Regions from separate parts of the Mus musculus genome. Here regions 1 and 3 are each linked to region 2. A link is a loop called in an ENCODE intact Hi-C map of the cell type or tissue named here. Cell type or tissue: left cerebral cortex. All regions are shown on one strand. Each heading gives the region's core, and the rest is flanking DNA. Links, peaks and the distances in the headings are about the cores only.

Region 1 (8,286 bases), core at 2,115-7,114, 960 kb after region 2:
ACCAAAAGCCTCTCACAGGCTCTCTTCATGGTCAAATCATACTCAGCAACAAAGTCTTCCATATTCCAACTAGGATAGCCCATTAAGCCCCACTTAAAGCATCCCATGGCTTTCCAAATCCAAAGTCCCCAAATCCATATTTTTCTAAACAAAAGCATGGCCAGAACCAACTTCTGTCTTAGTTAGGGTTTTACTGCTGTGAACAGACACCATGACCAAGGCAACTCTTATAAGGACAACATTTAATTGGGGCTGGGCCAAGCATATACAAACCATCACACAGAGGTTTTTTTGTTTTGTTTTTTATTGTTGTTGTTGTTTTTTGGTGGTTTTGTTTGTTTGTTTGTTTGGACATGAGCACTAGAAATGGAAGCCACAGAAACAGTATCTCTCTGTAGCAGTGAGATTTGGGGTTCATGTTCAAATATAGTACTGAAAAGTAAGAAACCACAAGAGACAACATAGAGGCCAACGAATGGAAAATTACTGAGAGAAAAGAAAACGTATGAAAAGTGGATTCTGAATCATACAACAAATAGTACAAGATTCTTAGTGCTGAGAAGCCACGATCAGAAGATAGGCAATCGCGCCCTCTAGTGGCCATATCACGCAATAACCCTTCCTTTGCAAGATGGGTTTTTCAGCATAGCATTTCTTGTTCCTTTCTCAATAAATGTTTTGAAGTCAGTACTGCCCATCCTGTGCTTCTGCCCTTTGCTGTCTGGACAGATATATCCTAATGGGCGAGTTACACACATGGGATAAATGGCAGAGCGCTGGGATCACGGGGTTAAAAGCTCTTTTGAGCTAAATTGGAACAGTGGAAATGTTTAGAAAAATGCTCCTTAACTAAGATTATCTATTAAAATAATAACTGGTATTTCAAAAGAGAAATTAAAACTACACATAATTTCAGTATATTGTAATTGTGACACCAAAATGATCTTTTAAAACAAACTTAGCTCTGTCAGAAGGTAATAGTTGAGAGTATTTCTGAGGCTGGAATGATACCTCTGTCAAAAAACAATTAACTCCTTGTAAAGACTTGAACCTGCGTCCAAGCCAGGTATTCACAGACCCATGCTTGTGACCCCAGGTCTGTGAAAGCAGAGACAAATGGATCCCTGGTGTATCACTGATAGCTCAGGTTAGCAGATGTGGCTAGAGACAAACTGCTGAGAGTCTCTGTCTCAAAAGAAAGAGGATAAAGTCTGAGGAATGACAGTTGACAATCTCTTCTGGCCACCATGTGACTGTCACATGTGTTCTGACACACATACACAAACACCTGCATGTGCTCGCATGTACACACACATACAACTAATGTGAGTCCTTTTGTGTCTAAACCATGGCAAGTTATCATTGAGAAGAAAGCACATGACTTTACACTTAATACATATTTTAAAACAGCTATGAATTCCTCTTCCTGACAAGTCCTCTGGGGCACACCCAAGTGTCCTAAGCAGCTGGCTGTCTGCCAGAGTTCCATTGTCCCACCACCTTGCCATCTAATACACCAGGCCTACAACACAAGAAAAATCCCTTACTGCCCACCCCAACCCCACCCCCATCTGGCTTTGTCCCTAGGAGCACACCCAACTTCTAGGAAACATCCACTGCCCGCTGAGTTCCATTGTCTGGGCCAAGGCTGCCATTTGGAGACCCAGGAACATCCAAGTAGGCCTGCCTTCCCAATACCTGCTACAACAGGAATGGTCATGGATAAACAGATGGTGAAAAGCCAGCCTAAGAACAGAATCAAGAGCCAGGCGTGGTGGTGCACGCCTTTAATCCCAGCACTTGGGAGGCAGAGGCAGGCGGATTTCTGAGTTCAAGGCCAGCCTGATCTACAGAGTGAGTTCCAGGATGGCCAGGGCTACACAGAGAAACCCTGTCTCGGAAAAAAAAAAAAAAACACAATCAACACAAGCCAAAGTAACATTGTACCCTCAGAGCACAGCTATACTAATACAGCAAGCCCTGGATGTCCTAACACAGCCAAAGCACAAGAAAATGACCTTCAATCCAATCTTATAAAGATGCCACGGGCCTTTAAAGAGGAAATGAATAAATCTCTTGAAGAAGTACAGGAAACTACAAATAAACAGGTGAAGGAAACGAATAAAACTCTTCAAGACCTGAAAGTTGAAATAGAGGCAGTTAAAAAAAATAAACAAATAAGTAAGCCGAGGGAATCCTGGAGACAGGAAACCTAGGGATGAAAACAGGAACAGCAGATGCGAGCATCACCAACAGAAGACAGGAGAAGGAAAAGAGATCTCAGACATAGAAGATAGGATGGAAGACATTGATACATCAGTCAAAGAACATGTCAGATCTAAAAGTTCTTGCCACAAAACATCCAGAAGTCTGGAATACCACAAAAAGACCTAACACAAGAATAAAAGGAATAGAAGAAGGTGAAGAGCTCCAGCTCCAAGACCCAGAAAAGATTTTCAACAAAATCATAGAAAAAAAATTTCCTCAACCCCTCCCCCCCCCAAAAAAAAAAAACAGAGATATGCCTATAAGCATACAAGCAGCTTTCAGAACGCCAATTAGATGGGCCCGAGAGAGGATGACTGAATCTTCCTCAGAAGGGAAAACAAGATATATATCCCAGGTGACGGACATCTAGGTTGCTTCTGATTTCTGACTATTGCAAATAAAGCTGCTATGAACATAGTTAAACAAATGTCCTTGCGGGATGGTGGGGCATCCCTTGATTATACACCCAGGAGTGGTATAGCTGGCTCTTGTGTTAGAACTATTCTCAATCTTCTAAGAACGGCCAGACTGATTTCCAGACTGAAGGCTTTGAAAACACTAGAATCTCGGAAGACTAATGATGTTTTGTTTGTAGCATCTCACTCTGGTACTCGGACTGTGGTGACCCATATTAGCTATCCAGAATCTGCAGCATAGGTGGATTTAAAAACTGGGAGTCTCAGGTTCCCTGTAAACTTTAAGTGAACCTTATTCTGATAATACAAGTGTGTGTGTGTGTGTGTGTGTGTGTGTGTGTGTTTTCCATCAAGAAGTATATAACATGATGTTTGTCTCCAAAGCTCTCCCTGAGAGCTCAGTGATCCAGTGGGACACAGGGGACCCACCGAGTGGACTCTGCCAGCTGGCTAATCTATAGGAATACTTATCCCAGAATTCTTTGGTGGATCCCACACAACAAAAAGATTTTGTGATAAAGCCCAATTCATTGTCTCACCTAGCCCCAGGGCTGGCTGACACAACAGGCCTCAACGTATCTAGGGTTCTCCTCCTTCGATGAAAGAATATTCTGATCTCATGAGCCTCTTGACTTTCTCTGAGCTGTTGGAGCTGGCCCCAGGTCTTAATGGGTGACTCTGTGAAGCTCTTTTGGCTCTGATTTCCTGAAATGGAAGGAAGCAAGAGTTTTAACCAAAGAAATTAAGTTTCATGACATACAGGAATACGTGGTCTTCTGCTGCCCATCACAAATGAACCTATATCTGCATTTCCACCTCCCAAGCATATTCAGTCTGAAACTTAGGGACTTCCACTCCCTATTCAGTGCCTTTAAGTATTTAATCAAGACTAAAACCTCTGTGTTGATGCCTTAAGATCAGGTGTTCTGCATATTAGCCCTCTATCAGATGTGGGGGGGGGGATATTCTCTTGGGGGGGGAGTATGAAATGTAGAAAACAGTTGGGGTGGGTGGAGGGGGGAGTAAAATCTGGATTGTAAAATTTTTAAAAATTTAAAAAAGATCAGGTGTTCTTAATTGGCTACTTTGATTAGATTGCATCATGGAGGCCATGACCTTGAGGGAACATTATAAGAAGCCGGTGCAGCCAGCACCTTTTCAGTTTCTGTCCACTCCTGAAAGTGACGCCTGGTGGGCAGATCCAGACCCCACAGCTCAGAGAAGCCACTAAAGAGACCATAGAGAGAAGGCAGGCTCTCGGGTGGAAATCTTTTATCAGATTTTGCTTGAGGTGAGTGGTTAGAGATGGGAGTGTTTTGAAATGAATCTGAAGTTCAGGGATGAATTTCTCATGTGAAGGTAATGGCATTTCCCTTAAATAGTACTTTCTCATTCAAATTTTTGGCAGCAGTGATGGATTCTTGAAGTGAAACATTCCCTGGATGTTACAACTTCAAGTCCCTAAGTCTCCTGATGGAATATGCTTGGGAGGTGGAAACACAGAAACGGGTTCATTTGTGATAACCATCACCAGGCCATATGTTCCTAGCGCGTCACGAAACGTAACTCCGTAGTTTGAAACTCTTTTGTTAACTTCTGTTTCAGGAAATCAAAGCCAACGGGTCCACAAATGGAGTCACAAATCAAGGGCCTTCCAGCTGTTCCAGCTCAAACAGCCCAGGGAGAGCCAAGAAGCTCATGGGAACAGACACTTCCATCACTGAAAAAGGAGAACCATATGGTAAGTGGAGGCCTGTATGTGTCAGCCAGTCCTGGGCTTAGGTGAGACAGGGATGCACCACAAAAATGTGTTGTGCAGGATTCACTAGAGAAGAATATTGGCATATAGGTTTAAGGCAATAGAAAGTCTTGAGTAGCCAGCTGGTACTGTAGTGGGTAGGTAGGTCCTCTGAATCCCAGTGGGCCACTAAGCCTTTCTCCCAGTGAGTTTTGTGCACAGAAATCAAATTCTAGGTTAGTGTATTTCAATGACAACAGGACAGAAGCAGAAACTTAGGGAGGTTTTTTGGGTTTTTTTTTTTTGTTGTTGTTTGTTTTTTAAAGATATTTTCTTTATTTACATTTCAAATACTATCCCGAAAGTAAAGGCAGGCTGAAAGGCAGAGGCTGTCCCAGAACCATGGGCTTGAATGGATTAGGTCTCCATTGTTTTTGGTTTTCCTGGGAGGGGGGGGTGTTTTTGTTTTTGTTTTTTCTTTTTGGATATTTTATTTATTTGCATTTCAAATGTTATCCCCTTTCCCTGTTTCCTCTCTGCAAACCCCCTATTCCATCCTCCCTCCACCTGCTTCTATGAGGGTGCTCCCACACACACACACTCTCTCTGCCTCACTGCCCTAGCATTCCCCTATACTGGGGCATTGAGCCTCCCCAGGACCAAGGGCCTCCACTCCCTTTGATGTCAGATAAGACTATCCTCTGCTACACATGCAGCTGGAGCCATGAGTCATTCCATGTGTACTCTTTGGTTGGTAGTTTAGCCTCTGGGAGCTTTGCAGGGTCTGGTTGGTTGATATTGTTGTTCTTCCTGTGGGGTTGCAATCCCCTTCAGCTCCTTCAGTCCTTCCCCTAACTCCTCCACTGGAGTCTCCAAGTTCAGTCCAGTCATTGGCTGAGTGCATTCCGCATCTGTATTGGTCAGGCTCTGGCAGAGCCTCTCAGGAAACAGCTATATTAGGCTCCCATCAGCAAGCACTTCTTGGCATCAGCAATAGTGTCTGGGTTTGGTGGCTGCATATGGTATGGATCCCCAGGTGGGGCAATCTCTGGATGGCCTTTCCTTCAGTCTCTGCTCTACTGTTTGCCCCTGTATTACCTTTAGGACAGGAGCAATTCTAGGTTAAAATTTTGGAGATGGGTGGTTGGCTCCATCCCTCAATCAGGGCCCTGTACCTAAACCACTGGATTTGGTCTCTATTAGGTCTCATTTTCATGGTGCCAGGTGGTATTGTCTATGGATGAATTCTATGGCCTGAAAGGTACTTCTGTCTTGGAAATAGTTATGCAAATGTCTGGGGGTCTACTAAGGTCTGATGCTCTGCTACATCTGTCATACTGACCCATGGTCCTGACTGTATCAGAGGTATCAGAGGGCCAGACAAAGGAACTGCTCCCCTGCATGTGGACCTAGAGACTTGAAGAAGGCTCCACTCCTCTTTGGCAGGATTGGTCTATTGGCAGATACAGGGCTTCCTGTCTTCACCTATACATCTCCCAATTATGGGTTCCTCTTCCAGATTCAAAGAAACAACCAGGCAGAGCTTCAACCCATTCTGTAGTGAATGTTGTCCTTGGAGAGAGACCATTACAGGGCCTTTTAGCTCTATGGGAGATTGAGGATGGAGAGGTCTCTGGATCTCTTTGTGACTCGCTGATATCTCCTTTGCTCCTCACAGGTGAAATGCAGAAACTGTGGGGGCTTTGGCCACAATGTAAGAAGCAGAATGTGCCCCATGAAGCAAGGCCATGTGCTCCTAGTCTCCCAGCCTCTGGGAGCCAGGAAGGAGAAAGAGAATGGGGATCCTTGCAGGCCCCATGGTCTACAGAAACTCAGTCAAGACACCAGACAGAGGTAAGTGATGGGAAGGGGGCTGGTGGAAGAGAAGGCTCCAGGTTAAGCAGAGTTCACGGGGATATCCTGTCTTATCTCTCAGTCTCCAAACTGAAAGGGCCAGAGAGCGAGTAAATAGTCTGCTGGCAAGTGAGTGAGTGACTAAGTGACTGAGTGACTATTTTGAGACTAAGGCTGAGGTGTCCCCACACCACTGACTGTCCCACAGGTTTGATGAGCAGCAGAGGAAAGCTCCCTTCCAGAAATTTCCAATGAAGCCGCAAAAGGGGGACCAGCAGGTCAACTTGGCTGTAAGTAGATAACCTGTCCCTGAACGTCCCTTCCTCTGTGCTCTGCCAGTTGCACCTTTCCTTCTGCATGACCTATTTGCTCACCTCATGTCCCCTGTCCATGCTAGATTTCACAAATCCTCTCTGGCAGCAATGATTCATTTGTTCATTTTCATAGTTCAGCCAGACTTGGGCCTCTGCTGTAAGTCTCCTTCACAGACCAGCTCACCTGGAGGATAAGCAGGTTCCTTCTCACTTACCCATGGGTTTAGGTCTCCAGGTCCTCCTTCCTACTGAGGTCAGATGACAAATGGGGCCTGCTCTCTGAGCTTTCTGGTGACCTGAATTTTCTATTGCAGTCTTGACTGTTGCCGTTTTGAACTGATTATGTCTGCTGCTTCTATAAATCTAGACTTTTACTGGAGAAGTCTAAGCAGCATCAGCACATCTATGTCCACCATCCCAATTGGGTGGCTACAATATTCAATGTGGATTGCTGTCTATATGCAGGTTAGGGCAGGCACAAGATAAGGTGAGAGCCTGTGACTGGGCAGTGGAAAAGGAAGAAGAGAGAGACAGAGAGAAGACAGGAAAGAGGGGAAGGGACAAGATGGAACCTATAGGAGCCAGAACCACACAGTCCTGGGAGCCATAAGTATTGGGGATTTCTTAGATAGATGATTAAATAATAATTAGGGTGTGTCTGCCTCATCTGGGTGTGTAACTTGTGTTTACATCAATTGAGTTTTGAGTTCATTGTGCAGGTGTTTTGTGAGTTGAGAATTTACTAATATAAATCTGGCTGATAAATTACAAGCCTCTAGAGCTTTGATTTTACCAGGTTTCTAGGATTTGTGACCGCTAACCACAGGAGGTGGATGGCTGGGAATGTCAGCACAATCAGCAGCAAGAAAACCTCGAGATGGGCGGTCCCTGCATGGGGCTAGCCATGGAGGCAGAGAGATCACTGGGGACAGACAGTAGCTTCCCACAACAGTTCACCTCTAAGACCATTGGTGGAGAGACAGATTCAAGGCAAGCCAATGCCTCTTGCCCTACTTCATATCCCAAGCAAGATTATTAGAATTTTCAATACTATGCTGTAAATTACGTGGAAATTTGAATCTAACAGTTCCTCTATGACCACAGAAGGATGGTCCTAGCTGTCTCTCTGACTATCTATACATCATGTACCTCTTGTCAGACCACACACACAAACACATGTGTGTGCACATCCACACACACGGGGGTTGGAGGGGTAGAGAGAGAGAGAGATTTGGATTATCAGAGTAAGGTTCACTTATAGGGAGACTGCAACTCTCTTCCTTCCATTTCCCAACCCACCATGCTGCAAGTTTTGGATAGCTAATGTGGGTCACCACAGCCTGATGACTTCACATCAGACCGAGCTGCTACAAACTATCACCATAAATCCCATGAGCTCCTGGCGTTGTTTTGAAAGCCTTCACTGCCTTCCATGCTGACAGTGCCCCACTGATCTCTCGATACATCTGTGTTTTTCTACAGCAGCCACGGATGCCAAGCATCCCTGGGATCAGAAAGAGGAGTGCATCTCCAGTCAAAACATCTCTTGGGAAGCAGATGTGCCCTGGAAAACCTGTCCTCCAATGCTTTGACAGCTCCTACATCTTACATTCCAGGCAGAAGGAAGGTCGGAGGATGGCTGTTGCTGGTGTTGCCAAGCTAGTGCTCAGGCAGGATGGAAGAAACTCGGCCTCAG
Region 2 (8,286 bases), core at 2,174-7,173:
GTAAGGAGTATTTGGAAGGCGATGGGAAAATGGAAAACACAATGAGAAAATATTGTATGAAAAATAATATTTTCTGCTGTCCTGCTTCCTGTGCACTTACTGATTAGGTCAAAAGGACATAGTTCATGAGAGCCAAGCTTGGAGAGAAAGAGCTTGACTCAGGAACAGTACTTTAAAGGCAAGTATTTGTGCAAGGAAAATGCAACCACAGAAAGTCCAAGGTTTACAAAATACACTTGGAATGATAGAGGATGTATAAACTATGGAGTTAGTGCCACAGAAAATTATAAGATTTTAAACATTGTGTAAAACATTTGCAACAGTATTAAGTAAAAGATGGTGCTACAGAGTCAGAGACTGCAAAATCCCTTTGTTGACACTGAGGATACCTTTCCTCCCTTACCCTTGATTTTCTGTCCTTCTAAATGCAATCTCCTTTTTATCCTCAGCCAACACACATATTTTAATCCAATCTTCAGAGCTGATCCTAGCCTCTTACCACTAACCTTTAGCATGAATAATTGGTGCACTCAGCATGCCAACTTTTTTCCCTCTTGTTCAAAGATATTCAGACCACACTCTGCTGTAGAGATGGAACACAGGATTTTGGCCATAGCCTTCAGTTTTTCTTCTTCTCCTACTCACCTCTATACACACAACAACATTTCTTCTTCAGTTTCTATTTTCATTGAAAATATCATTTTTCATACAACACTCTCATTGTGTTTTCCACTTTCCCATCTCCTTCCAAATACTCCTTACCTTAATACTCCTTATTAGTCAGGGTTCTCTTGAGTCACAGAACTTATGGATAGTCTCTATATAGTAAAGGAATTTATTGATTACTTACAGACTTCAGTCCAATTCACAACAGTGGTTAATTAGTAACTGAATGGAAGTCCAAGGATCTAGCAGTTTCTCAGTCTCACACAATAAGCAGGCAAAGGAATAAGAGCAAGGCTTCCTTGTTCCATTGTCTTATATGGTCTCCAGCAGAAGGTGTAGCCAGATTAAAGGTCTGTGCCACCACACCTTTAATCCCAGATGACCTTGAACTTGCAGATCTCCCAGTATTAATCTTCTGGAATCCATAGACACCATGCCTCAAGATCTCCATACCAAGATCCGGATCAGAAACTTCTATCCCCCAACTTCAATATTAGGGTCACCTGTGAGCCGTCCAATTCTGGATTGTATTTCATTCCAAATATAGTCAAGTTGACAACCAGAAATAGCCACTATACCTACCAAACCCATGCATATTCTCTCTCTCTGACTGTCTCTATGTCTCTCTCTGTCTATGTCTCTCTCTCTCTGTCTCTCTCTGTCTTGCCAACAGGCAGTTAAAGAGAACAAAGAACAGCAAAACAAACAAACAAAAGTTAAGAAAGGAGCTGGCCTTGGTGGCACACACCTTTTTTTCCACAGCACTCGGGAGGGACAGACACAGGTAGATTTCTAAATTCAAGGCCACTCTGGTCTACAAAGTGATTTCCAGGACAGCCAGGGCTACACAGAAAAACCCTGTCTCAACAACCCCCCCCCCCCCCCGCCAATAAAGTTAAGAAAGGGCATGAGACACTTATACACATGCATTCTCTCCCTCCGCCCCTCTCTCTTGCCTCACTACCAAGGCAGTTAAACAAAAGAAACAATAATAGAACAAACACACAAACAAAAATTAAGAAAGAGTATGAGATACTCATACACACAAAAACACAATCAATAAATTCAACAAAATTGGAAACATAATACAAAAGCAAAAGAATAGTAAGGTTAAAAAAAATTTCAAGTCTGGTGGTGGAGTGGTTGTGGCCAACTCCTTTCATCCCTGCAGTTGAGAACTGGAGGCCTGAAATCCCTATAAGGGGGAGGCCAGGTTGCTTGCTGTACAAAATGAGTTGCAGGACAGCCAGAGCTACACAGAGGAACACTGTCTCAACCACTCTTCCTTGAATTGCCCAAACAAGGTTATAGGAAACAGAAAGATATCTCCAAAAAATAACTTTGATTACTTACATCAACATTTCTTAAAGGAGAGGGTTTTTTTTGTTGTTGTTGTTCAACTTTCACAGGAAATTTGTGTTACTGGTGGTTATAATAAGTATTATTTTATTATTTTACCTATTTCTAGAGTGTACACAAATGTCAGGTTCCACTGACTTCACATCCAACCCCAGAAGAGGGAATTTGCAGATATATTTTAAGGAGATGCTATTAAACCCAAAGGAAGGAATGAAGAGAGATATCCAGAAGAGAGACTGTGAGAGCAAAAGGAGAGCATTTGCAGGTACCTCCTAAAGAGAGGCCCATAAGCCCTGCAACAGCAGAAGCAGTCCTTAGTTCTGGACTCCCACTGAACCTTTTACCTGCATCCATAATTTTTACCTTGACATCTCTGACAAATATTTCTTTTCTCCTGTATCTCATTCTACTCATAATTCAACAAATGGACAAACATCTCATTTCCATTGCAAGTATTTCCTACTTATTTCCTTTTAGTTAGAATGCCTGGAGAAACACACAAGAATGTAATTTTGCAAGTGTTATTTTTGAAAATCGAGATTATTCCCTCCATAGTGTCTAATACGTATTTAAGATTTTTAGCAAACAACTTCTTTGTCACTTAAGGCCTTTTCTTTCTCCTTCAAGTGAATGTCTTGCTCAACATGTCCTGTGAATATGAGAGGTGGTTTGGGGGAAATAGAAAACAGGTCTTCAGAAAGAATCTTGCTCATCTGTAGGATCAGAGGTCATGGCCTATGGACACAAAGTTTTGTGCTTCCATATCATGTACAGTCCTGAACCACAAGGTGGGCCTCAATTTCAATATTTTATTCCTTCTTACAACTGTCTGAATCCCAGAGAGTTTGATGACCTAATTGTCACTGTCCTTCTTTTTTGCCATAGCGAAGTTTGGAATTCAAGAGAACCCCAGCTACCATTTCCTGGACAGAGTGTGTCCATTTACAAAGTAATGGTCATATATGAAAATTATGACTTACAATGCCAGATAACTAGCTTCTTTTCAACTCCTTATAAATAAAAATATAAGACTTCGCAGTCATTCTCAAAGGCAGTGATGTATCAAGTATAGTCTCACATTACTCATCAGTCACCTGTTAGGTTCTTGACACAGAGCACAAATATTACCCAAAGTGAGAAGAGACAGTTCCATTACTTGCAGAAGAGTTAATAGAGAATGCAGGCTAGTACTGGAGCCCATGGAACTATGCAGCAGCCATTGAATAACCTCAATTGCATGACTTTGAATATCATGAAAACTCTCCAAGTTTCTTTTGAAACTCAGTTTCTAGGGAAAACTGCTTAACAAAAGCCTTTCCCTGACAGGATCATATGAGACCTCTGCTGTTACCTCCTTTCAGCCTAGCTAGGCTGGCCTCAGACCATCCACCACTTAGGCAGAGCCACCTGCTGTGCAGCTTCTCATCACTCTCCTTTGATGTGCAACTACCTGCCTGAGGCCCAACCTGCCTGAGATTTTCCAGAGTTAGCACCAAACTGTGATCTTCACTAGTTCCTACTAAAAGGCTGATCTGACTTCTACAAAGGAACTTTGCCTGACTGGGAATGGGCCTCCCCTCTTCTTTATAAAGTGTGTTTGCTGACATTAAAGTTGAACCTTGATCAGAGTAGTTGTCTTGTTTCCATTCTTTCTCTCTCTTCCCCAAATTCCCTTCTTTCTTCCAGATTCCAAGATGCCTTCCTGGGTAGAACCTGGACATGTGAGCCACTGGCCTGCCTCAACACTCTGCATCCAGTTAGCCTTCACTCTGCATACACTTAGCTCATGTTCCCTCATCCTGCAGGAGAAGTTCACCCTCTTCTCTAGGATTTTCAAGGTGGTTCTCATGGCTCCAGGATGCAGCTGGCTGAGAAAAACCTGAGGTACCTCTAGACCAGGAATATCTCTAGAGAACCATAACATGATCAAGGAACAGGTGAATGGTCACACACCATTGAGGTTAGATATCTAGAAATTAGGGACTAGATACTTAAAACATTCTGGAAATACACACACACACACACACACACACATTTTTTTATATAAATATATATGTGTTTAATTTCAAACCAAGGGTCAAATGACTTGTTGCATATTTTACATACCGAAGTGGTACTGGCCTTCAGATTCTCCCAGCATTCTTCAGTACCTCCCTAGCTTAACCTGCCTTCAAGGTTTAGCTTTCCTACCCTGGGGGTGAGCTGCATTTCTCCCAGAAGCTCTTCCCTAAATAATTCAGATATTTTGTGTTGACTCTATCTCTCTATCTCACTCTCTGTCTCTTCCTCACCCCATTCTCTCTTTATCTTTACCTACCAAACTCCCTCTCACTTTCCCCATGGCATAAGGGAAACATTATATATGATGATATATATATATATGTGTGTGTGTGTGTGTGTGTAAAATCTTTTTTTCTTTTTTCTCATTTGTGATTATGCATGAGAACCAAATATGTATAGGAGATTTCCTTCTGCCATAGTGTTTTGATTCCAAGATATGTGTGAAATGTACTAACTATCAGTGAGACAACAAACTGTGAGTAGTTAATATTATATTTAAATATTTAAGTTAAACCAGTGAATCTATTTCATCTAACTATCAGAAGGGATTATAGACTTTGGGGAATTTTATGTGTGTGTGTATGCATATGGGCAGGGGGTGTGAGTTCCAGAAACAACTACAAGAAAAGCGGCAAGAAAAATCCTCACATCCTGGAGATGTATAGGAATGATAGGTCTTAAGGATCTTAATTCCTACTAGTAGAGCTGTTCAAGCTGCATGCTCTGATGTAGCCAGGACAGTAAACCCATCCATCTCAGCATGGGACTTCTCTCAGATTCTCTGCTAGTGTGTAGTAGGCCTTATTTTTTGTTCCTAATGTTCTCTGTATCTCTAGGTCCATTTCTGGAACATTTCCTCATAAAAATGTATCTGCCAGAAGAGATTAACTTAAAGACTTGTATCACAGGATGAAGTTCATCTCTATATTTTATAAAGGAAATAGACAAACAGTAAACTCCTACTCTGCTTTCTTATTACATGGGAATGTTTAATACTGTTTCTTTATTTTGCTTTCTTCTCAAGGTCACCTGTAAATTCTAATTTTTTCAAGCCTCATTTTTAGTGAGGGTTCTTAAATGTTTTCACCTCTCTTTTAGCCCAGCAGGAACTGGAAGTAGTGAAAAAGAAAGGATGGGAGATGGGGGATGGGGAAGGGGAAGTTCAGTTATTTAGCAATGGTAGTTTGGAGCAACTAGTTTGGAGCAACTCCCATCTTGTTTTCTGGGAAGAGGCAATTCAGTTTACAGGTTATCAGCTGCAAATTGATTCACTTGAAAACACTTCATAGATATACCAGCAGTTCCAGATTGATAGTCAGATTAGCAAGCAGGAATCAGCAGCAATGGCACTAACAGAGACTGCCAGGCTGTATCCTCAGCCAGAGTCAGCAGGAGGGGCCAGCAGGAATGCCAAAAGTTCTCAGCTGTGCCTCTCTCAGGGAGGAGAAGATTAGTGATGACTCCAGACCAACAAGAGTTGCACAGCGAGTTCTATCAGCAAGCCTACCCCAGACTTCATCACTGTCTACTGAGTCCTATTTATACCCCCCAAACATCATGTGATCTCCATGGGTCTTACCTGAGCCTGTGTCTTCCATAAGCTGGAGAACCTGTCTCAGCTGACATCAATATACCAATTAGCCCCAGTCCACAGAAGCTGCAAGAGAGCCAGAGCACACAACCATTAGTTTGTTGGTGCTTTTCTCTCTATAGAGTCTTGGCAAATGTAGGTCACATACACTATGTAAAATGGAGTAATACATGTGTGTTAGCAGAGAATCATTCATCACTTGTCCTTCCACATGCGTGATTTAGCAAAACATCCTTTGTCCTGTTTTGCTTCAAGAAAATATTTCTTTACGACTCTGCCTTAGCATTTTACCTGTGTCCTTTCAGCTCAATGTTCCTTCCCATGTATACCCTAGCAAAACACCATTCAACACAAAAGACTTTAAAGAACCCTTTGGTTCCAATTCAGTGCCCTCTAGAAAATCCTTACAATATGTACTACATTAATATTTGGTGATAGCATCAAAAGCTGTTTACAGCTAGCCCATGAATCCATCGAAGATTGTCATCCAGTTGACAAGGACCCTCCTGCCCTGTTGCCATGGAAACCACTGCACATTCCCTCTGCATGCCTCAACCCCATCACCTGAGCATATCATTACCTGTGTCTCCTCCCTCAAGGACTGGATAAAAGATATATATTCTGCCCCATCTTTCTCTTTTTCTTTTTCATTGCTTCACCCGTTTTAAGAAAGACCTCTTTTATGGGAGCTGTTCTGGCTTGGCCTGATATGTCTAGGCTTAAGGCAGTTTTCTACTAACATTTGGTATATGCTTTTGTGAAGACTCTTGGAATCAAGAATAAAAAACTTACCATTTCAAAACCTTTTTTTATAATAACCCTAGCTCTCAGTGTTATAGACTCAGAAAACTTTGAAAGACTATAGACTCAATATAAATTGAAATTAATTGAAGTTTTATTTTGAACTTCAGCTGTCCTCTGTTGAAAGACTGGATTTGCAACTGAGACCCAGCTAAAAGAGGAGAGCCCTTTAATTGTCAAAGACACAGTGCTCTCTTTTGGAGTTCCCTAAGGTGTGAGAGAACATCTGGGGTCTCTTGAATTCCTGGAATTCCTTGTATTGTCTTAGGCTCTGGTTGCTCTCAGAACTCTAGAAGCTTGGAACATAATCATTGATTCCTGAAGAAGTACAAGTTGACACTGAGTCTGTAGGGCTGCCCTACCCCAGAGACTTTCCCCTATGTAATTTAGACATGTTCTCTCCTCTCTCTATTTCTCTCTGCATGCAATCTTTCTCTCTTTCTCTGGCCCTTCCGCTGTGTCTTTGCTCCATTTGGTGAATTCCCTGGCTTCCTTCCTTAGGACCAGAACACTCAACTTGCCCTAGAGTGTTTCCCAATAATAATACTTGTTTATATATTTGTTGGTAATTTATGTTTATAAGTTGTTTATCACAAATTAACAGCTTTTATAAGATTAGTATTTTATAAGTTTAATGATGTAAAATTTTATTCATTTAATTTAACTTTTTAAATTTTATATTTAATTTGTTCAATTTCAATTGTTATCCCCTTTCCCAGTTTCCCCTCTTCAACATCTATCCCATCCCTTCTGAACCTGCTTCTATGAAGATGCTCCCTCCCGCCTACCAACTCCCTCCACACTGCCCTAGCATTCCTCTACACTAAGGCATTAAGCCTTCACCTGACCAAGGGACTCCCTTCCCATTGATGCCAGATAAGGACCCTTAGGCTCTTTCAGTTCTTCCCCTAACTCCTCCTTTGGGGACACTGCAATCAGTCTGATGGTTGGCTGTGATCATTCCCATCTGTATTGATCAGGATCTGTCAGAGCCTCTCAGGAGACAGCTGTGTCAGGCTCCTGACAGCAAGCACTTCTTGGCATCTGGGTTTAGTATGTGCATGTGAGATGGATCCTCATGAAGGGCAGTCCCTGGATGGCCTTTCCTTCAATCTCTGTTGCACTCTTTCTCCCTGTATTTTGTTGATTATATTATTCCTCCTTCAAATTAGGACTGAAGCATCAACACTTTGGTTTTCGTTCCTCTTGAGCTTCATGTGGTCCTTGAGTTGTATTTTGAGAATTCTATGCACTTGCTTAATATCCACTTAGTAGTGAATACCTACCATGTGTGTTGTTTGGTGACTGGGATACTTCACAGAGGATGATAATTTCTAAATGAATTCATTTTCCTGTGAATTTTGTGAAGTCATTGTTTTTAATAGTTAATAGTACTCCGTTGTGTAAATGTACCACATTTTCTGTATCTATTCCTCTGTTGAGGGACATCTGGGTGGTTTCCAGCTTTGGGCTATTATAAATATAGCTACTATGAGCATAGTGGAACATGCATGTCCTTATTACATGTTGGAGCATCTCCTGGGTGATATATGACATGAGTGATATAGTTGTGTCCTCAGGTAGTATTTTGTCCAATTTTATGAGGATCTGCCATACTTATTTCCAAAGTGGTTGTACCAGCTTGCAATTCCACCAGCAATGGAGGAGTGTCCCTTTTTGTCCACATCCATGCCAGCATCTGCTGCTACCTGATTTTTTTGTTGTAGTCATTCTGACTGGTGTGAGGTGGAATGACAGGGTTGTTTTGATTTGCATTTCCATGATGACTAAGGATGTTGAACTGTTGT
Region 3 (8,286 bases), core at 1,528-6,527, 980 kb after region 2:
AAGGTGATGGATCACCTTGGGTATTGAGTGAAATAACGAAAAACTGGCTGACATGTAGAGAGACCAAGATGATGTTTTAGATGATCTGATTTCAAAAGTGATCACTGAGGCTCATACCCAAGAAAATCTAGACTGAATGTGGTATGGGAAGTGACAGGAGCACACAGAGCAGCAAAGGGTAAAGATCAAGCAGGCCCCAGATGCTACCAAAGGGGGAAAAAATCAGAAAGTGATTAACACCAAATGAAAGTTAAAGAACAAGAAGTACAGCTCAGCAGTAAAGCGTTTGCTTAGCGTGTGTGAGGTGGTAGTTTTCATTCCGAGGCTGCAAAGACATATGGAACATAAAATCTAAAGCAATTTGAAGCAGGAATTAGAAGGACACGCTGAATAGAATTGGCCCTCTTCTCAATTTCCCATAGAGACTACTGGAAGCAACAACTGTCCGTTGACGAGTGCCCGGAAAAGCTATCCAGAGAGGGTGTGGGTCTCACTGATTTTCTTTTACCCAGTACACAGTGGTAACCTTTGGCTGTCTCGGGTTCTGCTCTTCCAGATCTAGGTAAGAAAATGAGCAGGTCAACGAGCCAGTGCATCTATACACGGTGAAGGCCGGGGGAGACAGACTCGTGGAGCGCTTCCTTACCTTTCTCTTAAGCTACTTGAAAGCATGAGTGGGAGCTCGTAGAAAGGTTATCTAGAGGGGAAGATGGCTTTGAGAGTCTTACAAGAGAGGAGGGATGATCTGGAGACTAAGCCATAGGATGCATTCCAGATATAGAGAATGGAAAAGCACAGAGCTTTGAGGAACTGCACACCCTTGGTTAAATGCCGGGGTGGAGTCGGGGGCACGGACTAAGGAGCTATAAGAAATACTGGTGGGATGATCCAGGAGCAGTGTGGGCAACAGAGAGCCACTGAGGGGTGACAGGAGAAGGGATGATGAATTTATACTTAAATGTAAGGCATTATTTGGTGCTAGAGACCAAATCCAATGTCTCACATATGCTAGAGGAATTCACCACCACTGTTACACCTCCAGCTCGGGCTTCAGTCTTAGAAACAGCATCTGATTGTTCACATGGAACTCACAGAGAAATAGCATGGACCTCATAGATATAGAATCATAGGCCTTGATCCAATCTATTGAATTGGGGTCCTATTTAATAAGGTCCCTGAGTTAATTGTGTGCCTTTCAATTTGGCAGCATATTTCTGTAATATGAATGAGCATAGGAGAAGGCAGTGGGGGAAATGGTGAGACCATTCATCTGGCCACAGCAGGATCCAAGGAAAGGTGATGGATTGGGGTGAAGCAGCAGCAGGGTTGGGATAGAGAGAAACCACATCTTGGATAGCCATTGAGAGGCAGACCGGTATCTGTTTGCCGAGGGACGGATGGGATTTGAGGATGTAGGAGAAGCAGATAACCAAGATGTGGGTTCCTCACAGACAATGAAGGAGCCATTGTGCCTGTCACTAAGACACAAAGGGATCAGGAAAGTGAAGAGCTTAGTCTAGGACATGAAAGATTTCAGGTCTCCATAACTTGTCAGTGCTTGGATTCCCGTGGAGCTGGACTTGTAGGCACTTGTGGGCTATCCAATATGGGTTTTGAAACGACCTCTGGGAATGGAACTCTAGACCTCTGGGAGAGTAGCAAGCACTCTTAAGTAGCAAGTGCCTTCTCTTCAGCCATGTCACCAATGATTTTTTTTTAATTTTATTTTTATTTTTTCTTGAAATCAAAATATTTTGGTTATTTTACTCATTTACATTTCAAATGTTGTTCCCCTTCCCAGTCTCCCCTCTGCAAATCTCCCATCCCCTCCCCCCACCAATGTCTTTTTAAACGAGTCAGTGGAAATACCTCTCTCTACCCCTGACTCCCTAAATGAAAGTGGATAGAGACACCATGGCTTTTTCCCCCAGGAGGTAGATTCTGATATGTAGGCTAGATCTCTGGTCTAATCTAATAAATCCTGATGAAGATTTCTCTCTGGCACCTTCATCCAAAAAGTCAAGATTGTAGCCTTAGGAAATTCTGGTCGGAAATCTTTATGTCTGTTTCTGTGGATGACTGAATGGCTGATAGCATAGTACAACTTACCCTTTCTATTTCAGCTATTGCTCTGGGCCTCACCACTTCCCTCTGAACTTCCCTGGAGACTAGAGAGCCAGCCATCTCTCAGAGCTCATTTTGGTTAATGGTAACTGGAAGCCAACCTGGGCATTCCTTCTTCTTCTCTCTGAAGGAGTGGGGAGTTCTTCTGCCCTGGTCACCTATGCTCAGAGAGACAACCCAACCTTTTTTTTTTTTTTTTTTTTTTTTTTTTTTTAATGGTTCTATCAGCCACATGGTAAACTGCAACTACTCTCTACTTCCTCCTGGTTCCACCATAGTTCCCCTCCCCTGTCTTTTCTAATTCCTTGTCTCCTTGGTTCCAAATCCCTTGATTACATTCTCATTCCTGCAGATTCATCACACTAGAATACTCTCTTGGCACCTCTTCCTTTCCTTTGTTGTTCTGTTCACTGTGCAGTTTAATTCCAGCTCAGACATCAGTCCGGAGGGCAGAGGGGTATTGGGAAGCTCAGTCACTTTAAACAGACTCCTCTTCAATGTATGTTTTAAAAGTTTCTCAGGGACTGGACAGATGGCTCAGTGGTTAAGAGCACTGACTGCTCTTCTGAAGGTCCTGAGTTCAAATCCCAGCAACCACATGGTGGCTTACAACCATCTGTAATGTGATCTGATGCCCTCTTCTGGTATGTCTGAAGACAGACAGCTACAGTGTACTTAGATATAATAATAAATCTTTTTTTAAAAAATTCTCTTTAGGATTTGATGATGACTACAAAGTGTCTCTGAGAGAAAGTTCCATAAATTGGCCACCTTATGGCATAGGCTAGACCCAGTGGTCCTTAGACCACCTCCCATCACTAGACCTGACTGTCTTGTGGTTACAGGAAGCCCTGATACCCAGACCATTTCTCCTACATTGATTAGTGGTTAGCCCTAATACTACCCCTCCTTTGCATTGAAGACTTTCACTCTGAGCCATCATCCCAAAGACAAGTTCTCCACTCATATTTTGTCCACTACCCCATGCCATCATTCTACCCTCACAGTCAGGATGAGGGTACAGGCCCCCCACCCCACCCCTTCTCACATCATCAGCCCTCATCTCTACCATTCCCCACAGCTCACAGTCTCTGTTATGAGCCCAAGTCCTGTCCTCTGCTCTCCTTTCCATCCCCTGGGATAGACCAACAAGAATGCTTGTCCCTAGCTTACAAGTGATCCTCTATGGCATGATTATGATCTATAAAATGGATAGGCTCCAAATACCCGGATCTCTAAGCGACCCCAGCCCTTCACCTCTCTCATTAAGTCTATTCCACAAATCCACAAATGTACTTGGAATGACTGCCAGCAACTGCTTTGACTGTTCACAGCTGAGCAGTGAAAAGTTTGGGGATTTTCTTGGCCACAGCTGCTTACAGGGAACAGAAAACTGACTTGGAGGTTTTCCCTTCCACCCACCCCAAATGGGACCAGAATACGCCCCCTGGCCCTTCCTTGAATGCTTAATGAGACGCTTTTTTAAAACCCTCATTCCTTTTGAAACTGTAGCCATGAGAACAACTGGGCTCTACATTTGGCTTTTGTTAGCCAATCTTTGGGATCCAGAAAAAGGATGCTCCAAATACTTGAGAGTTTCATGGGCATAAACACTTTGCAGCTTCTAGAAGTGCCAAAAAGGTTTTCCTAACTGAGATGAAAAATAAAAACAGTTCTGACTGTAGATGGGACAGCACAAAGACAAGCTAAAATCACGGTTGCTGCCTCAAGAATTGTCCCATTCTGGACCAAAGGATGGCCTCATCTAGAGAAAAGGTGACAAGAACCTTGACGAGAAAAAAATCGGTGAAAATGAGACAGCCCGCACTAGAACAAGATCGATGTGTTTACTGCAAGCAAAGGAGCTATTAGAAAAGCCATGTTCCTGCCATCACAGGAAGGTCCTGGCCATTCTAGCCACTGGGGGATCAATAATGGATCAGAAGGAAGACACCTGGGGTCTGCTCTCCTTGCTGTCCAGGAGCCCTTAGCTACAGCATCTGAAGGAAGCCACTTAATCTAATTGCTAGTGGGAACAAACTCTTTAAAAACCATGCTAGATTGGCCTTCCCCAAGCGAACTTCCTACTCAGGCAGCTACTGGCAGTCTGGGACTACCACTTCATACCTGAGAATACAGTGAATCTGGGTCACAAGCAAGTATCTGTGAGGACACAGTGAAACTGCCCAATTGGACCACTTCATGGACAGAAAGAAACATTAACTGGGGAAACAAACAAGCTGTCTCCAAGAATAATGGCCAGCAGCATGGTGAGAAAGCAAGCAGATTTGTATGATAGCAAGATAAGGGTCTTTGAATTGATGCAACCTGTTAAGATGAAGCAGGAATGAGATGCTCTTTCCAGATGTAATTGATCATTGAGAGTAGATCATTGAGGGATGTAGTGGTTTTCCTTGAATTCAGACATCTGTTTGCCTTTGTCTCCTGGGATTAAATGTGTGCACCACCATGCCTGGGCCAAAGATTTTAATGCCACTGTTCCTCAAGATCTGGATCAAAAGCCTGTGTCCTCGACATCTGAATTATAGTTCATTCCAGATTAAAAGTCTCAATTCAAGGTCAGCCTGGGACAGAGCAAGTTCTAGGTGAAGAAAAGCCTAAATCCAGGCTTCTAGCATTCAGGAGACACAGACGTTCAGATCTCTGAGTTCAGGTCAGTTTACAGAGCAAGTTCTAGGACAGCCAAGTTTAAGCCAGTGAAGGAGTTGGAAAACAGAAAGCTGGTGATAATGTAATATATCAAGGGGGTCATGTTGCAGCCCCAGAAAGCAGAAGAACTCAGCAGCTTTGGCCATGTGAAACTGGCTTTAGAGTCCAAAATAGAAGGAACTGCTGGGACAATTGCTGCTGGTTAGCTGGACCTAAGAAATTAGTGGTGATTAAGAAGAGATCAGCATCACTGAGATGAAATCTTCTGGGATGTGTTTTCTGAGAGCACAAAGAAGCTGTGTTCCAGAGATGGCCAAGGCTGAGCCTCATAATGCAGCTGGACTTGCTAATGTATAAATATCTCCTAGGTGGTACTGGCTTTGAAGGAATGAAGGGGTCATGGAGAGCAGCTGAGGCTCGGCACTGTGAGAGGCCAGGGAAGGCCGTTGGTGAAGGTGCAGCCTCAGATGCAGTTGATGGCCCAGGACTTGAATGGCTCCTGTGAAGAAATTGAGGCTTGGCACTATGAAGAGAACCTATAAGAGGCTATTGGTGAAGCCTAGTTGCAACGGAAGACCCCAGTGTATTGCAGATGGCAGTACCATGAGATGATCACTAAAAGCAGCAGCAGCAGTGGAATAAAGTCAACCTGAACCTAGAGTACTACAGAGGGCAGAGCTGAAGAAGTGACCCAAGCCCTTTGTGAAGCCCAGAAGATCATGTATGGATCCCAGACACCGGAACAAGAAGCTGTAAAGTTGAAGTTGCTGTGGAGGCCCCAAGATGTTAGAAATGCCAGAGCCATGGGATACCTGCCAAGGAAAGTTGCTTACAGAGACTAGAACTGGCCCAAGAGAAAGAATTGTGCTGTAGTCAGGAAAGCTGAAAGGAGTTGGACACCAGACATGGAGATGCAGAGTTTGGAGTCTGCCTAGCTAGTTTTTGGTCTTGCTTTTGCCCAGGATGTCATTTGTTGGAGGTATGTGATCTGCTTTTTTATTTTTATTTTACAAGAGATTACATTTAAGAGATTACATGAATCTCAGAAGAGACTTTGAACTTTGGACTCCTATCATTGTTGAGACTTATAGACTTTGGGACTTTGGAAGTTGGACTGAACCTACTTTGCATTATGCTATGGCTAGGCATGGCTCCCGTAGACTCCTGTGGTTGAACAAGCCTATGGGGGCCAGGGAGTGGAATGTGGTAGTTTAAATATGCTTGGCCCAGGGAGTGGCACTATTAAGAGGTATGGCCTTGTTGAAGAAGTGGTCACCTTGGGGGTGTGCTTTGAGACCCTCCTCCTAGCTGTCTATGGACAGTCTGCTCCTGGCTTCCTATGGATGAAGATGTAGAACTCTCAGCTCCTTTTCCAGCCCCATGCCTGCCTGCATGCTGCCATGTTTCCTGCAATAATGATAATGGACTGAACCTCTGAACCGGTAAGCCAGCCCCAATTAAATGTTATCTTTTATAAGAGTTGCCTTGGTCATGGTGTCTCTTCACAACAGTAAAACCCAAACTAAGACATCCTAAAAGTGGAAATATTATAGTGAGAAAAAAATCATGCAGAAATAATTATGAACTGTGTTTTGAACACAAGTGTGACATACATAAAACACACACACACACACACACACACACACCTGTTCACTGTGTGTGTCTGGTGCCTTCAGACACCAGAAGACTGAATCTGATCCTTAAAACTGGAGCTACAGATGGTTCTGAGCCACCATATGGGTTCTGAGAGCCTAACCAGGTCCTCTGCAAGAGCACTAAGTGCACCTAATGACTGGACCATCACTCTAGGACCTAATTTTGTTGTTGTTGTTGTTGTTGTTTTTCTCTTCCCTAAACTTTATTCTTTTATTTTTTGAGATTGTAATGTAATTACGTGTGTGTGTGTGTGTGTGTGTGTGTGTGTGTGTGTGTGTGTGTGTGAGTGTGTGTGTACATTTTCATTATCTACTGGGAACTTGAAGGACATTTAGATTGTTTCCACTTTCTAGATACTGAATAGAGCAGCAATGAACATGGCTAAACAAGAATCTGTGGACTAAGATGTGGACTCCCTTGGGCATATGCCAAAGAGTGTACAGCTGAGCCATATGGTGGATTTGTTTTTGCTGTCAGAGAATTCTCCCCAGAAAAACCTGAGGGCTAAATAATAATGAAGAGAACTTGGATTCTGGCTGTGACTGGGGTATTGTTTGGTCAGAGAGACATCTGGTGGCTCCCAAGCTAAATTGCACCAGCTTGCCAAAGGACGGTAGCCACCTCCTCTCCTGAACTGAAAGGTTCAGCTTTGCCTTAGGAGGAGAGAGCTTTCCACCTGCAGAGTGGATTGTGAGCTCTGAGGCCACAGTGACAGTGTGGGTGGCCCCCTCCATCCCCCGCTGTCTCCCTGGCAGCTAGTTTAACGGTGCTGTCACTTGGTTCCCTGGCAATAAAAATGGAATGTATGTAGATAGCTCCTGTGAGCATTGTGAGAGACTAGCAAGTCACAGATAGTCCTCCCTGGGGCCACTGCATCATCTCGGTGTTCAGTGGTTGCAGCCGGTCAAGGCTGGAGCACAGGAAGCCAGGAGACTCTGCCATATCTGTATCCGGATGCATCCACACACAAAGACAAAGGATCTCCCTCTACAAAACCCTGCTCCGGAGCTTTTCTCCAGAAGCCGGGATGGCTTGTGGAGCAGCTCTCTGCACCAACTTTCTCAATTTCTACACTTAGAATTTTTGCTGTAACAGTGTTATGGTTTGTATATGCTCGACCCAGGGAGTGGCACTATTAGAAGGTATGACCCTGTTGGAGTAGGTGTGGGCTTGTTGGAGTAGGTATGTGGGGGTCATGGGGGCGCTTTAAGACTCTCATCCTAGCTGCCTAGAAGCCAGTATTCTGCTAGCAGCCTTCAGATGAAGCCAGCCCCATTTAAATGTTATCCTTTATAAGACCAGCCTTGCAGGGCAGTGGTGGCATATGCCTTTAATCCCAGCACTTGGGAGGCAGAGGCAGGCAGATTTCTGAGTTCGAGGGCAGCCTAATCGACAGAGTGAGTTCCAGGACATCCAGGGCTACACAAAGAAACCCATCTTGAAAAAAACAAAAATAAAAATAATAATAAAATAAAAAATTAAAAAAGACTTGCCTTAGTCATGGTATTTGTTCACAGCAATAAAACCCTAAGACAGAAGTTGGTACCAGGAACTGGGGTATTGCTATGATGGGCCTGTTCATGGTTTTGTTTGGAAGAATGTGGATTTGGAGACATTGGATATGGAAAGCACTGGAATGCTTTAAGTGGGGCTTAATGAGCTATTCTAATAGGAATATGGAAGATTTTGTTACTGAGAGTGATTTGAATTGTTCCAACCTGGACCAAGATATTTCAGTGGAGAATTTCAATATGTGGCCTAGAGACTGTTTTGTGGTATTTTGGTGAAGAATGTGGCTAATTTTTGCCCTTGTCTGAAAAGTCTGGCTGGAGCTAT

The links. Peaks named below come from ENCODE experiments on the same cell type or tissue, not always from the same donor. Only the 100,000 strongest peaks of a DNase experiment are listed, where the experiment ranks them.
Region 1: it touches region 2 in a loop (4-fold over the local background); 5 of 42 quality-filtered maps call a loop at or near these places.
Region 3: a loop joins it to region 2, with 2.7 times the contacts of the local background. A loop is called at or near these places in 4 of 42 quality-filtered maps.

What each region holds. Positions count from the first base shown.
Region 1 is chr8:21,954,928-21,963,213 of GRCm38, forward strand. It overlaps Fam90a1a (family with sequence similarity 90, member A1A), which reads left to right and starts at 3,787. Exons shown (of 5, transcript NM_001081662.1): 1 at 3,787-3,975; 2 at 4,290-4,425; 3 at 6,101-6,276; 4 at 6,485-6,566; 5 at 8,073-8,286. The coding sequence starts at 4,315. It overlaps Gm29821 (a long non-coding RNA gene), which reads right to left. Exons shown (of 3, transcript XR_378797.4): 2 at 3,224-3,389. In left cerebral cortex, for the core only: no CTCF peak of the experiment used is centred there; a DNase peak (open chromatin) is centred at 4,335.
Region 2 is chr8:20,990,771-20,999,056 of GRCm38, forward strand. No RefSeq gene overlaps it. Among named protein-coding and RNA genes, the nearest start is that of Defa21, 31 kb to the right of the region's middle. In left cerebral cortex, for the core only: no CTCF peak of the experiment used is centred there; no DNase peak of the experiment used is centred there.
Region 3 is chr8:21,974,862-21,983,147 of GRCm38, forward strand. No RefSeq gene overlaps it. Among named protein-coding and RNA genes, the nearest start is that of Ccdc70, 8.4 kb to the left of the region's middle. In left cerebral cortex, for the core only: no CTCF peak of the experiment used is centred there; DNase peaks (open chromatin) are centred at 3,555 and 5,620.